Regions from separate parts of the Homo sapiens genome. Here all the other regions are linked to region 1. The links are chromatin contacts, found by Hi-C or POLR2A ChIA-PET in ENCODE. All regions are on one chromosome and are shown on one strand. Each heading gives the region's core, a stretch centred on a gene start or an enhancer-like site at or near the end of the contact. The rest is flanking DNA. Distances are from core to core; before and after follow the strand shown.

Region 1 (2,700 bases), core at 24-2,523:
GCAGCTACTCCTATATCCTTGACTTGTCCTCTTCTATGGGGGATGCTCCTCCTTTTCGACCGAATATGCAGCTTCGGGAGGGACGCACATGGAGAGGTGCGGGAGGAAGGGGCCACCCGCCTAGACAGCCAGATCAGCCGAATCAGCCCTGGCGATCTATGGGGTGACAAGATAGCCAGAACGCCCTCACATCCAAACAGGCCAGTAAATGGAAAATACTTTAAAACACCATGCTACAATTATAAACCATCATCTTATTTATTCGTAATTCTTGGAGTTGACAACAGGTCAGATCCTATTGAGAGGAGGTCATTAATTTTCTAAAGACAGAAAACCTGGGTCTCTTCGGTCAACAAACAACTCTAAGGTTCTTTTTTTAAATCCTTAAATAGGGAAAATCCTGGACTCAAGGAGTTGATTATATGATATAACAGAAATAAACGGCTGACTTGGAGTAGGCGTTCAGTAGATTCTAGTCTTTTCACCCAGAAGGGGCTTGGGAGGGCAAAAGTAAAACCGCACTGAAAAAGACTAAAAGTGGGCGCACCTTCCGCCTTGCCGAGGCTCTCGCTGCTAGCCGTTGGCGTTTTCCCGCGCAGGGGGCAGGGCGCAGAGCGAGCCCAGGAACGTGGGAGCGGAACCCCACCCCCCGCCAGGACTACACCTCCCAGCAGGCACCACGCTCCGCCACATGGCGGGCGGCATCCAATGGTATTAGTCCTTCAAGCCAGCTTAGTCCGCTTTCCGTCCCGGCCTTCCCTCGGCTCTAAGGTCTCTAGGGGGTTCGTCTAGAAGCCCGCTGGAGAAAGGCTGCGGTAGGGGTCGCCTTGGCTGTGCAGCATGTTGGGAGTCGTGGTCCCCTCGTGCAACATTTGGGAGGCCAGGCTTGCCCTGAGTGGTTGGACCACATCACGTGATGAGCACAGGGCGGCCACAGGGGAGTAACCTGTGGTGCTTTGTGAGGTCATCACGGCGCGACGACGAGCTGCAGTTGTGGGCACCTTGTATGCGGTGGGTAATACTCTCCTGATGACTCCGAGTACAATACATATTATCAAGTCTCCCTTATTTGTTCCTTTCTGTGGTCCCCACCTCCACGCGGTTGGCTTCGCGGGGTTGGGGTGGAGGTGGTGGCTGGAAGAGGCCGCGCGCCGCCTAGGCTGACTCTGAAGCCGCGCACGAGCGACGTGTTGTGGCTCCTCCTTCGCCCGTGACGCGAGGTCACGTGACGGGTTGGGCAGCCTGTGCCGCCGCCGCCGCTTTGTAAGAGGCACATTGGCAGGTAACGAGCGGCGGCGGCGGCAGCGGGTCTTGGGTCCTCCGAGAGCAGCAGCGGTAATTGCCATCCTCTCCCTCTCCTTCCCTCTTCCAGGGCCCTGAGCGCTGCAGCGTGTGCTTTCTAATTCTGGGTTCAGCTCGTCTGAAACCCCACCGCCTGCAGACTGCCCCGGCGCCCACCCGTGAGGACCGGGCCGAGCTTCACTCGCCAGGTCCACGGTCCCTCTACGTCCAGGCCCGGGCTCCCTCCTTCCTCTTCCCCTCACGTTGCCCTGTGCTTCTTCCTACTTTCCCCCGTCCAGGTCGGCTGGGCCCCACCCAGCCCCAGGGGTGCCTCCCCTCCCCCCTTTCGGGTTTCTGCCCTGGAGGGTGTGGTTTTCTCTCCCACCTCGGTGCCTGCCAGTAGACTGGAGCTTCCCCGCCACGCTGTCGGTCCCATCTCATCACCTTTCCGCTTTCACGCCCGTAGCTAGTCTTGGGACTGGCCCTGTTATAGCCCCAACTTATGCGCTCTCTAACCTTTCCTGGCTTACCCGGAGTCACAGTTCAGTTCTACTTCTTTTCAATTCTGTAGGGCATTGGTCTCAATTGGGACTCAGTTTTCCTCCACACCCGCCGTTCCTGTAGTCTGGTTATATCACAGTTCATTATTTAATGTAGGTTTTTGAGCGCTTTGTAAACGGCAAAGCTCTCTCTGTTAATAATACATACTCAAAATGTTATTCTTTCATTGGTGCATTACAACTCAGTTGTTTGCCTCTGAATCACTTTCCCACTCGGCTTTTCCACATTTTCCCCTGAGTTTTTAGTCTAATTAGTTGCCCACGCATCTCAACTGTCACCACTCTGGTCTCTAATGCTTGCTCGCTTTAGGGGTTGATCCCATCATTATTACTGTTATTTCCTGTTTGATGTAATCCAGTCATTTACTACCACTTCTATTGGATATTGTTTTTACCTCACATTCAAGGAAGGTATATGGTTTGCCAGTATTTAGGCTTATTGTCTTTCTACAGCACCAGTGTATCCTAACAGTTGAGAGATTTTAAAAAATTACTATTAATTTTAGAGATATGGTCTCCATATGTTGCCCAGGCTGGCCTCCAGCTCCTGGGTTTAAGCGATTCTTTCACCTCAGCCTCCTGAGTATCTGGGATTACAGTGTGCACCACGGTGCTCAGCTAGTTGAGGGTTTTTTCAGGTCTCCATAAGGTATCCAAAGATTATCTTTTATTTGAAGGGCATATAATTTCTTGGGTGAACCCAGTTCTTATATTCCTCTTCCGTTGTGACAGCACTTTTTTCAACAAGGGGTATGCGACTAGTTATTGCATTCCTCACTTTTCACTGTGAATTGTGTATCCGTTTTAGTGCCAGTTTGTGAAAGGTGGAAGGAAGTTGAACATGATACCTAAGCTCTCC
Region 2 (2,700 bases), core at 149-2,648, 1.0 Mb before region 1:
TGTGACCATTCCTATATAATTCCTGGACTGGTGAGATTGGTGGTAGGCCTGTGAAATTTGCCCTAGTTACTACCATTCTCGTTTTGGAGGAAACAATCTCTGCCACCACCAAGTCATTGACTTTGCTCGAGGCACCTTTTTTCCTGTTTCTCCTTTTCTGTTGTCGAGTAAAATTTCATATTTATCTCGTCTGCCTACTACATATACTTGCGTGGGAAGGCTTGTGACCGTCTAGTTGAGTGCTAGTTGTCTATGATGCCCTTTCCTGACATCGTCTACCTTATGAACTTGAAGTCTGGGTATGAGGAAAGGGCTACAGGAATCCTCACTTTGGAGGCAGTGGCTTTAGTCCTTCACATTGCCTGAATGCAGAGCCCCAAAGCCCAGGACAGTGACAATGAGTGGAGTTGGGTCTGAAGGGTGGTCTAGATAGGCCTCTCAGGACAAGGGCAGGTACCTGTTACTTAGAGACAGGCAGGTTTCTCTCAGAGTAACTCTTCACTCCCTTCCTAATTCCAAATTCTAGAAATTCGACTCGTCTTAGTCAAATGTGTCTGTGTGGGTACAGGGTGAAAGGTGAATTGAGTCAGCATATCACCAACAGCTGCCTGTTGACTACTAACAGGGACCCCTGTTATTTGGGGCCCAAGGATTTTCAAGTCCCAGCATATGCAGTTTTCTTGCTAATTTGGGTTCTACTGAATTGGCTGTGTGTTCTGTGGTTGCCCTTTGACTTCTCTGGATTTGAGTGCCTTATTATAAGGTATTAATATTAATGACGGGAGGAAGAAAGGCACAAGCGCTGAGAAACTGCAAAGGCTGTGGGATTGGGGTTACCAGAGGGTGCAGTGACAATGGGGTAGGAGTGGGGTGCTAGTCAGAAAGTTCAGAGTAGGGGTGGTTGGAGGCAGCGTTGAGAAGGAGCAAGAAGTGTCAGGGTGGTGATGGCGTCTTAGAAGATCTCCAGGTTTTGGGAGAAGATGGGTGTATGGGTTACCACAATAGGACTAGACTAATACAAGGGTTCAGTCTATTGTGCCACGTTCTTCCAGGAGGATAAACTCCGGAGCCAATGAACTGGAGCCAAGTGGGAGAGTCCGCCTCTAAGGGATTAAAGGGTCTCCTTTCACTAATCGATCTCGCCCTATTCCTTTCGTTGATTGGCTGAGAATTCCAATCCGTCGAGGAAGCGTAGCGTTGCGGCCAATTGACGTGGCGTTACTAGGCGTGTCGCATCACTGAGGCGGGAGCCAGGCCGCAAGCGAATTTCCTGATTGGCTGTGATCTGCGGGTTGCTGGGGAGAGGCGCGGAGAGGCGGGCGAGAGTCCGCAGGGCAGGCGCTGATTGGCTGAGGTGGGAGCAGCTTCCCTTCCGATGATTCGGCTCTTCTCGGCTCAGTCTCAGCGAAGCGTCTGCGACCGTCGTTTGAGTCGTCGCTGCCGCTGCCGCTGCCACTGCCACTGCCACCTCGCGGATCAGGAGCCAGCGTTGTTCGCCCGACGCCTCGCTGCCGGTGGGAGGAAGCGAGAGGGAAGCCGCTTGCGGGTTTGTCGCCGCTGCTCGCCCACCGCCTGGAAGAGCCGAGCCCCGGCCCAGTCGGTCGCTTGCCACCGCTCGTAGCCGTTACCCGCGGGCCGCCACAGCCGCCGGCCGGGAGAGGCGCGCGCCATGGCTTCTGGAGCCGAGTGAGTGTGCGCGCGCCGTTCGCTTGCTGCGGCGGCGCGCACCGGGACCAGCCGCGCAGGGTAGGCCCGGCGGGGCCTGGCCGTGGGCGCGTCAGAGAGGTGGAGACCAGGAAAGAGGGAAGGGAAGCTAGGGGGCGAGTGAGGGGCCGTGGACCCGGCAGGCCCGGCTGGGGCCAGCTGCGCACCCGCGCGCCCCCTAGGCGGGGCTTGCGTTGGGTCCGGGTCGGAGCCTGGGCCGGATCGTGCTGTGTCATGCAGGCCCCGGCCCGCCCGATTGGCTCCCTTAGAACGGACGTCTGGGCCTGGCCAGGTCTTCCGGCCCACTCCGCCGGCGCGGCGCCCCGGGGCTTTGGGGCGCCAGTCTGCCGTCCGGCCTACCACCCGCCGAAAGCCTTTGGTCCCCGGAGAGAGCAGGCCCCGCGAGCCCGAGGCCCCAGCCGGGCCCGGTGGGCGTGGACTTTGCGCCATGTGAAGGCCTCAGGAGCTCTGCCACCGAGGCGGAGCCCGGGGTCGGGGAAGGCCCGCCGAGCTCAGGGAAGCTCACAGCCGCCTTTTTGGAGCCGGGTCGGCGGGGCCGGAGGTGGGCATCCTCTGTGTGTGACCTGAGTCGTGAAGGACTGTTAGGGAGAGGGCGAGCCCTACCTTTCGCTTCTGGTCTTCTTACTTTAGGCCTGTTGTTCATACTAGAAAGTTTGAGCCAGTTTTCCTTAATGTTATGACTCGTGGGTGGGGAGAAAGGAATTTTTCTTTAACATTTTAGGTTCTTGCTAAAGTTGGAATCTCAGTTCGTGTTTTGTGCGCCTTTCCAGATTTCCAGGTTTCGTGGTGTGCAGTTTAGAGTTGCACTAACTCTTCAAAAACACAAACGTGCGCGCACTCCTTTCCCCAACCAGCTATATTGAGAAATTACCCGGGCTCTGGGGCTTTCTGACCCCACCTCCATCCTTAGGAAAGCGTTAGATAAAACTTGGCTACCTCAGCCCATTCAATTTAGAATAGAGAGCTTTTAGAGGC
Region 3 (2,700 bases), core at 93-2,592, 1.7 Mb before region 1:
AGCAAGACCTTGTCAAAAAATATATATATATTCCTGTAACCTTTCTATTAATGAGCACTGATTTCATCATAGTACCCCAGTACTCTGCTTGTGAAGTTGCCACTCATTGCTTAAAACTGAAAACTAAGGATTTTACATTTATTCATGTACTGCTTAGTCCAACCCTGTTGAACTCTCTAAACAGTTCTACCATTCAGCAAGAGGTGGATTACTATGAAGCCAACGAAGTGTCAAGGCCCTTCACTTACACAGTCCTTTCCAAGGCCCAATACTAATGTTGCACTGATAATTTTGAGTTATTTTTTTAACAGAACACCAAAATTTGTATAAGCCCAACAAAAACGAGGATCTGCCCTTGCATCTGGCATATTGTGTACCTGCCTCAACTTCCTATTAGCAATAAATCTACTAAGTTTCTCACCTCAATCCTTTTTTAAAGTTATTGATATAAAGTTAACAGAATTTGCCTACTTGGGACTTTTAATCCCTTTTCAGCCTTTGTTCAACCAATGAGAGTCTTACCTTAGTGAGAGGAAGTGTCTCAGGCAGAATAAGCCCCTCCTTCTCCAATAGACTCTTCTCCTCATCTGTCAGTACTAGCCTAGCAATCTCCTAGGGTAACAAGAAAGTGGACGGCAGTTGCATGGGGATGTCAGAGAGGAATGGGGAATCCTGCCCCCACCTGGGGAATGTGAGAGTAATCTCCTGAAAATCAAGTCAAGTACCTGCTCTGCCAGCTCCTCCATATGCTGTGGAGTCATCTGGGTCCCCTCTTTTCTACAGCTCTCACTCTCTGCAAAAGGGAAAGTATGAATAGCCAGGCCCATGAACCCTGTCCTCCCCGCAAACTTATTTCAGACTCACCTAGATCCATAGAGACAGTTTCCCGTGGGAGGGAGTAGGTGTGGTCATGGTGGACAAGGCAGGGGTTGGAGGAGCTGAGAATGTTCAACGACGCTGGGGGACTCAGCAGGGAGCACAGCAAATCATCTACTTCCCAGTCGCTCGGTACCTGCGCAGGGTTCCAATGAACAGGCCTTGACCTTATCACCATCACCTGACTTCATGGACATCCCACGCTTTCCCCAGTCAGAACCCCAACCTACCTCAGAAAGCGGCAGCGCCCAGTCCAGTGGGGCCCTCACGGCCTCATCGGGTGCCGTCCCCAAATCTCCACTTTCCTCTAGCAGGAAGGCCAGCAGGTCTTGGTCACCAGCATCCAATTCCAGCTCCATTTGGGACAACTACGGAAAGGGTGGGCCACCGGGCCCCAACGTCCGAAGCCCAGACACGAGCCCCAGGCCAGCTGTAGGCCTCGGGCACCTATCCACTGTCCCTCTACGGCCGGGATTCCCCGCCGGCGGCTTTCCATAGCCCTCTCCGGACCCGCCTCCCAGGCTCAATTCTCCTCAGCCTCCAACGCAGCGAAAGTGACGCACCCCACCCCGTGGCACTGTGGGACTTGGAGTTCCCTCCAACTGAGAAGAGGCTTGGGTGCAGCGCCACGTCCCAGGGGCTATGCAAATGTAGGGGACGGCCCTGCTGCCGCCTCGCACCCCGAGGGCGGGGGTTCCGGGGCTCCGGCTCCGCCTTCTACCCCAAGCTAGAAAAAGGAAGAGTTCTAGCCTGAAAGGGAACTCGGGCGTCGTCCTGGCGTCCTCTCCGGATTGCGCCGCACCCTCGCTTCCTGCCAGGGAGGGGCTGCCGGGCTTTGGCGGCTCCCGAGCATCGAGAACGGGGCCAGAGCAGCTTCCTGCCTGCCCCCCGCGACCATAGAGCGCGGGCCCAGGGCGCCGCCCGCGGGTGGGGGACGTTCCCAGGACGGAAGTGGCCGAGAGAGTGTCGAAGGGAGGGCGAGGCCGGAGCCCGAGGGCGACCCGAGAAGCGGCGGGGCGGCGGGCCGGCGGGCGGGGCGCAGAGCCAGGCAGCGCAGGTAGGCCAGACCGGGCCGGGCGGGGGCCTTAGGGTGGGGCCGCGGGGCCTGGCCCCGGGGCGGGCGGGCCCTGCCTCTCTTGCGTGTCCGGTTCGGGTCCTATTAGTTGGAGAGGTCAGCGTCCAGCGCATCTCGGCTTGAGCTCGGCGTGAAGTAGGCCGTCTTGGGGAAGACAGGCCTTTCCTGGGAGCAGTCCTATGTCTGGGATAGGCTTTGGGGAGCGTGAGGAGTCGGGTGGCAGCGGGGCGCAGGGCGGGGACGGGCTTTGGTGTTAGCTGATAGCGGGCATGTGGGTAGGAAAGCTTTGGGTGAGTTGGGGATTAGGTGGGGTCCGTTTAGGAATCAAGGGTCGCTATAGGAGTTAAAAGCTGGGGTTAAAACTTAAGAGTTAGTGTGAGTCAGGTCCGTTTTAGATAGGTAAGGTTTAGATTACGGTCATTATCTTGTTTGCTGGGATGGCCATCATACGTCATAATTTGAGTTCAGGGTCAGGTTAAGGGTCAACAAACAACAGGAATCAGGTTAGAGCTTGTTTGAGGGATTAAAGAATGTTGGCATGGTCGGTGTTAAGGATAAACAGTGAAAGCGTGAGTTAGGAATCAAATTATAAATGAACTTTAGGCTTAGGGGTCAACATTTAGGGTTAACATCAGGGGATTTGGTGCTAAAGGCAAAACTTAGATCAGTTTCAGGGATCAGGGATTGGATATGAGTCTGTGCTAGGAAAGGGATGAATGTCCAAGCCGGTACTGGGAATCAGGAAACAA
Region 4 (2,700 bases), core at 34-2,533, 1.6 Mb before region 1:
ATTGGACAGCACAGATAGAGAACATTTCCGTCACTGAAGAAAATTCTATTGGACAGCACTGTTCTAGGGGATACAGAGAATAAGACCAGTTGAGGCCTTTTATATGTGGTTTGCCTAAAGGAAAGTTCAGGAAAGCCTCCCCTGAGAGGAGATCCTGTTGCCTCTCACTAGTCCTCCGTAGATCCACCAGGCCTGTTGACTCCCTTTATCCTTGGGGGTGAAGGGGGGTGGGGATCCCTCCTTCCTGGCCTATCCTCACCTCTGTAAGAGCGTGCAGCTGTCCCTGGTGCACACAGACTCCCATGAACCTGCAAGAGGATGGGGAAGATAGAAGGATAGGCTATTAAAGGCCTCAGCTCCTCCTCAGTTCCACTTTTCCCGCGGGATCTTTCCCTTTCTCTCCCGCCCAGCAAGCTGCCCAGAGACTGGGGCCGCTCACCTTAGGATGTTGGGGTGCCTGAGCCGGTTCATCAGCTGCACTTCCCGTAGTGTGTTGCCCCGGTTACTGGGGAGCTTGTTCATCTTCAGCACCATGACTTGCCCTGACTGTCGGTGCCGAACCTGGGGGCAGGAGCAGCCGGCGAGGGCCGGGCAGGTCGGGCGGGTCGCCGGAGTCTGGACCCTCTTCCCCGCACTCCCGGCCCCCTAGTTTCAGCCTCTGGTTGAAGGCTCGGTCCCGCCCCTCTGCCCTCTCGGCCGGTCCTACCTTGTAGACCTCAGAGAAGAAGCCGGCCCCGATCTTCTCCGCGCAGTGAAAATCGTCCACACGCGCCAGGCTAGACACGGCGCTGCGGAGAGCCCGGTAGGAGGAGGGGCGGCCCCGGCCCGGGCCTCCGCCCGTGCCCCCCGGCCCCGGGGGCCCCTCCCCCGGCACCTCTCCAGGCCCGGGCCCAGGGCCCCGCAGTGGGGGCCGTTCCCCGGCCATGGCCGGGCCCCCAGCCCGGGCCTGCCTCACATGGCAGGGTCCCCAGGGCCCGGGCAGGCCGCGCTTGCCATGGGCGCGGGCCCAGCCCGATCCCGGGCGCCCGGACTCCGGCTCCCGCCCTGAGAATGGAAGATCCGCCGAAGATCCTGGACCCGCCCCCGCCGCGCCGGCTGGCTGGGCCCGGGTGGACGCCGCGCCGCTCCGCTCCGCGCAGGGCCTGGGCTTGGGCCTGGACCGGGCGGTGGCGGTGACGGTGGCGGCAGCGCTCCGGGGCGCCGGCGGGCTGGCTTGCCGCGGGCGGAGGCGGGCGGGCGGGCGGGCGGCGGCTGCTCCGCTTAGCCGCCGGGGATCAGGCTCCGCGGCCTGCCGGGGGCGGGGCTGGGCCGGGCCTCCGCTTAACTCCTTCCAGCCCGGCCTCCCGGCAGCGGCCACGCCCCCTCAGGTGCGCACCCCCGCCTCCCCGCTTTCCGGCCGCGATGCCCTGGGCCGCCCGGGTCAAATAAGCTCCGGCCTGAGCTTGAATAACGGGAGGGAATTAAGGGCTGATGGTGCGCATGCGAAGCTTAGCTGCCCAGGGAGTCCCCTCTCCTCCCTGGGTTACTGTCCGTTGAGGGTCGGGCTCAGAAACCTGCCGGATTCCTGGGCTCCAGGGACCAACGGGGCAGAAAGGTAGGCCCCTCAGGCCCAGCCGCAATCAGAGGTAGCCTAGCAACCTGTCCACCTTCCTGGCCTGCGCCCCGGCCCAGCCTGCCCATTTCCCAGGTCTCTTCGACTCCGACACCTTGAACCTCTGGCCTCCCTAACACCTTCTACCTTCACGGGAGGTTGTGATACCCCGGGGCTATAGGAAGCCTTTGGCCGGCCCATACCCAGCTTAGCCCCGACTCCTCCTCACTTCATCCTGCCGCCTCCCAATAAAGAAGAGAGTCCAGGTCCTCCGCCCTGTGACCACCCAGCCGGGACCTCCCTCTTACTACTTTGCCCAAAAGACTCTAAGAGAGAAGCCTCCACCTGCAGGGAAGCCCGTCCTTCCGCAAGATCCCACCCCCCTCAAAGAACGCTGTCCCTCGGAGACCCCTCCCTTCCTCAGTGAGACACCTCCCTTTCGGGGGCACTTTTCCCCAGTGTGGCACTGCCACCGTCAGTGTGTCAGAACCCCTCAGTGCTGCACCCCCTTGCTCTGTGTTCCTCCCACGCAGTGAGACCCCACCTCCGAGGAAATCCACTAGTCATTGTGACCCCTCCTCTCAAGGTGACTCCTCCCCTCAGTGTGACCCAGCCCTCCTCAGTGTGAGGGTTCCGCCCTCCACGTAGGAACACGGTCTGCCCCCTAAGGCCGGAGGAGGGGCTGCAACTGGCCTCTTTAAGTCGGCGCGGTGCCTGGGTGCGCACGCAGTCTCAGGACTCCGTGCACTCGCCGTACCAGACGCTTCCGGTTCTGCCGCTGGTTCCTCCTCCGGCCTCGGCGAAATAGCCAATCATCGCTAGGGTTGGGTGGTGACACGCGATCCCGGCGGTCCACTCCGGGGCAAACGGTTTAAAAGGGCGTCGTTGAGCCGCCTGCCACCTAGCGGCGGAACGGTGGGCGGAGGGAGAGAAAGCTGCCGTCTCGAGTGCGGAGGCAGGCTGAGAGCTCCTCGAGGAAGCGAGGCTGAGTCCTGCAGGAATTCTCAAGTACTGTATTGATATTTCTGTAGTAAGCTTAAAAGAGAATTAATACAAGCACAGTCCGTATCGCGTGGGGTTACCGTCTTCCAATGGAGTCTGGTTACACG
Region 5 (2,826 bases), core at 327-2,826, 1.0 Mb before region 1:
GAAGGTGGAAGAATAACTCAACTTTTTTTAAAAATTAACATATTCCTTTATTCGTTTGGTCAGTATGTGAACCTCAAATATATGCTAGGTGCTGAGGATATCATGAAGAAAACAGAATTCCCTGACCTCAATGAGCTCACATTCTACTCGGAGGGGATAAACCATAAATACGTGTAGAATTTCAGATGCTGATGAGTTGTGCTATGGAAGAAATTAAGGAAGTGAGGGGAAATTTTTCCAGGGGGTGTGGTGGTGGGAGGTGCTGAACTAGTAAAGTAGGGGATTGCAGGAAGCCTTGCTGATGTTACAGTTGAGCTTCAATATGAAGGTGATGGAGATCCATTTCGGCATCGGGAACTGAAGCTGACAGAGGAGATGGCAAATGCAAAGGTCCTGAGGCAGAACTGCTGTGGATGGAACAGAGTTAGGGAAGCAAAGAAGTGGCAGCTAGATGAATCAGAAGGGGAAGAGGCAGATAGTGTGCAGGGCCATGTAGAGCCAATGCAAGAACTTTTACTCTGAGATGAGAAACCAGTGGACGGGTTTTGTTTCTTTTTGAGACAGAGTCTTGCTCTGTTGCCTAGGCTGGAGTGCAGTAGCACGATCTCAGCTCACTGTAGCCTCTGCCTCCTGGCTTCAAGCAATTGTCCAGTCTCAGCCTCCTCAGTAGCTGGGACTACAGGTACACATCGCCACGCCTGGCTAAATTTTGTAATTTTTAGTAGAGTTGGGGTTTCAGCATGTTGGCCAGGCTGGTCTCCAATTCCTGACTTCAACTGATTCTCCAGCCTCAGCCTCCCAAAGTGCTGGGCTTACAGGTGTGAGTCATCGTGCCTGGCATTTTTTTTTTTTTTTTTGAGAGGGAGTCTTGCTCTGTTGCCCAGGCTGGAGTGCAGTGGTGCAATCTCGGCTCACTGCAACCTCTGCCTCCTGGGTTCGAGTGATTCTCCTGCCTCAGCCTCCCAGGTATCTGGGATCACAGGCGCCCGCCACCACTCCCGGGTAACTTTTGTATTTTCAGTAGAGACGGCGTTTCGTCATATTGGCCGGGCTGGTCTTGAACTCCTGACCTTAGGTGATCCACCTGCCTTGACCTCCCAAAGTGCTGGGATTACAGGTGTGAACCACTGGGCCCAGCCTCCCCTCCTCCACTCCGAAGGATTATTTGCTTAATTATTCAGTCGTAAGATTTAGTTACAGGCTTTGAAAGGAGGAGTAATGAAATCTCAGTTGGACTCAGCTAAGCAAAAAAGGGAAAATAAGTATTATCTCCATTTTACAGATGAGGTAATGCCTAATGATGACAATATGTGCGGCCAAGCTAGGATTCAAGTCAAGTTTGACTCCAGCAGCCGTGCTCTTAGTCGTAACCATGAATGGACAGTGGTTCCCTGAACTCTTCCTCCAGCTTGGTCCCCTGTCCCCAATTTTCAATTACTAAATATCCCATCAAACTGGGGCCAGCCCCACGCTCCTGGCCAAACTTCCACCGAGGTGCCGGCAGATGGCGATGGAGCCACCGACGGGCCACTCTGTCTGGCGCACGCATCTCTGTGCTGCCAGGTCGCAGGCGCCGCCGCCGCCGCACTTCCGGGTGCCATTGCAGGTGAGCCAGGGTCTCCCGAGAACCTCACCCCCCGGTATTCCCCTCACCCTGAAGTAAGGGAGTCTCCCTCTTCCCCTCAGCTCCTAACCAAGGTGCTCAGTACCGCGGCTAGGGTGCCCAGCGGGAGGCTGGGTAGTTACCGGAGGAGGCAGAGCCGGTCGCACGCCTGGGTCCCAGCGGAGGCCCAGTCGACTCTCGACCCGGGCCCCAGCCTCCTTGCGTGGCGAAGGTCGTGCCTCAGGTCTCCTGGCGAACCTGGCCGCCCGGAAGCGGAGAGTGACTCCTCCCCTTCGTCCCCTCGGTGCCCGCCAGGCGGCGCCGTCGGCTGGGCCCGGATTCCCCTGCGGCTTCGATCCCTTTCCACTGGGTATTGAGATTGGCGAGGGGAGAGGCGCAGAAACGGCGTGTAAGAGAGCCTGACTACCAATTGGAATAAGTTTCCCTCCTGACTGTTCACATGTACAGGCAGCATTAGCATTTCCTGCCTGTACATGTGAACGTTCCTATGCTCTACCCCTCGAAGATCCTGATTCAGTAGATCTGGGGTGGGACCTCATGAAACGGCGTCTCCCTCTGTTGTCCAGACTCTAGTGCAGTGGTTCAATCTCGGCTCACTGCAACCTCCGCCTCCCCGATTCAAGCGATTCTCCTGCGTCAGCCTCCCCAGTAGCTGAGACTACAGGTGCCCGCCACCCATTTTTGTATTTTTAGTAGGGACGGGGTTTCGCCATTTTGGCCAGGCTGGTCTCGAACTCCTCACCTCAGGTGATCCGCCCGCCTCGGCCTCCCAAAGTGCTGGGATTACAGGCGTGAGCCACCATGCCCAGCCTGGAAATAGGAGGAGAGTAATATTGCGAGGGGTTGGCTGTGAAATGGTTTATCTCCAGGAAGGTTTCCGGGAGGAAGTGATTCTAGCTGGGCTTGTATTCAGGGACCAGAATATCCACTGGTTCTTTGCCCCACAGTAATGAATTTACTTCCCCACCCCTATCAGGATGCAGAAAGCCTCAGTGTTGCTCTTCCTGGCCTGGGTCTGCTTCCTCTTCTACGCTGGCATTGCCCTCTTCACCAGTGGCTTCCTGCTCACCCGTTTGGAGCTCACCAACCATAGCAGCTGCCAAGAGCCCCCAGGCCCTGGGTCCCTGCCATGGGGGAGCCAAGGGAAACCTGGGGCCTGCTGGATGGCTTCCCGATTTTCGCGGGTTGTGTTGGTGCTGATA

The links. A loop is a pair of places that touch in the nucleus more often than their neighbours do. ChIA-PET counts read pairs that join two places held with the same protein, here RNA polymerase II (POLR2A). Pooled maps may share reads with other maps.
Region 2: a loop to region 1 is called in a pooled map, with 25 times the contacts of the local background. The contact joins the promoter of VCP here to the promoter of UBAP2 in region 1. A Hi-C loop is called at or near these places in 2 of 37 single-sample maps with no recorded cell type and 13 of 50 pooled maps. POLR2A ChIA-PET finds 5 or more read pairs at or near these places in 2 of 52 experiments (GM12878 and activated CD4-positive, alpha-beta T cell).
Region 3: a loop to region 1 is called in a map of CD8-positive, alpha-beta T cell, with 23 times the contacts of the local background. The contact joins the promoter of CREB3 here to the promoter of UBAP2 in region 1. A Hi-C loop is called at or near these places in 2 of 168 maps with a recorded cell type or tissue (both CD8-positive, alpha-beta T cell), 1 of 37 single-sample maps with no recorded cell type and 9 of 50 pooled maps.
Region 4: a map of naive thymus-derived CD4-positive, alpha-beta T cell shows a loop between it and region 1 (6-fold over the local background). The contact joins the promoter of TESK1 here to the promoter of UBAP2 in region 1. A Hi-C loop is called at or near these places in 1 of 168 maps with a recorded cell type or tissue (naive thymus-derived CD4-positive, alpha-beta T cell), 2 of 37 single-sample maps with no recorded cell type and 6 of 50 pooled maps.
Region 5: a pooled map shows a loop between it and region 1 (9-fold over the local background). The contact joins the promoter of PIGO here to the promoter of UBAP2 in region 1. A Hi-C loop is called at or near these places in 8 of 50 pooled maps. POLR2A ChIA-PET finds 5 or more read pairs at or near these places in 2 of 52 experiments (GM12878 and activated CD4-positive, alpha-beta T cell).

The regions. Positions count from the first base shown.
Region 1 is chr9:34,047,460-34,050,159 of GRCh38, reverse strand. It overlaps UBAP2 (ubiquitin associated protein 2), which reads left to right and starts at 1,273. Exons shown (of 29, transcript NM_001370062.2): 1 at 1,273-1,335. It also overlaps the pseudogene RN7SKP114. RefSeq lists enhancers at 1-450, 641-1,170, 451-1,306, 1,307-2,163 and silencers at 1,201-1,290, 1,441-1,490.
Region 2 is chr9:35,071,323-35,074,022 of GRCh38, reverse strand. It overlaps VCP (valosin containing protein), which reads left to right and starts at 1,398. Exons shown (of 17, transcript NM_007126.5): 1 at 1,398-1,686. The coding sequence starts at 1,670. FANCG (FA complementation group G) reads left to right here. Exons shown (of 14, transcript NM_004629.2): 14 at 1-184. RefSeq lists enhancers at 831-880, 901-1,040, 1,241-1,290 and a silencer at 1,691-2,320.
Region 3 is chr9:35,731,308-35,734,007 of GRCh38, reverse strand. CREB3 (cAMP responsive element binding protein 3) reads right to left here and starts at 1,342. Exons shown (of 9, transcript NM_006368.5): 1 at 1,107-1,342; 2 at 865-1,012; 3 at 726-793; 4 at 523-612. The coding sequence starts at 1,235. It overlaps TLN1 (talin 1), which reads left to right and starts at 1,813. Exons shown (of 57, transcript NM_006289.4): 1 at 1,813-1,933. It overlaps MIR6853 (microRNA 6853), which reads right to left and starts at 1,086; the gene lies at 1,013-1,086. RefSeq lists enhancers at 1,217-1,306, 1,357-1,406, 2,207-2,256 and silencers at 1,537-1,696, 1,737-2,026.
Region 4 is chr9:35,603,845-35,606,544 of GRCh38, reverse strand. TESK1 (testis associated actin remodelling kinase 1) reads right to left here and starts at 1,283. Exons shown (of 10, transcript NM_006285.3): 1 at 707-1,283; 2 at 440-561; 3 at 260-308. The coding sequence starts at 925. RefSeq lists silencers at 418-677, 459-753, 688-857, 878-1,177, 1,208-1,457 and an enhancer at 1,938-2,047.
Region 5 is chr9:35,095,341-35,098,166 of GRCh38, reverse strand. It overlaps PIGO (phosphatidylinositol glycan anchor biosynthesis class O), which reads left to right and starts at 1,576. Exons shown (of 11, transcript NM_032634.4): 1 at 1,576-2,012; 2 at 2,601-2,826. The coding sequence starts at 2,602. PIGO-AS1 (PIGO antisense RNA 1) reads right to left here and starts at 1,863. Exons shown (of 2, transcript NR_186491.1): 1 at 1,747-1,863; 2 at 23-407. RefSeq lists an enhancer at 1,570-1,909.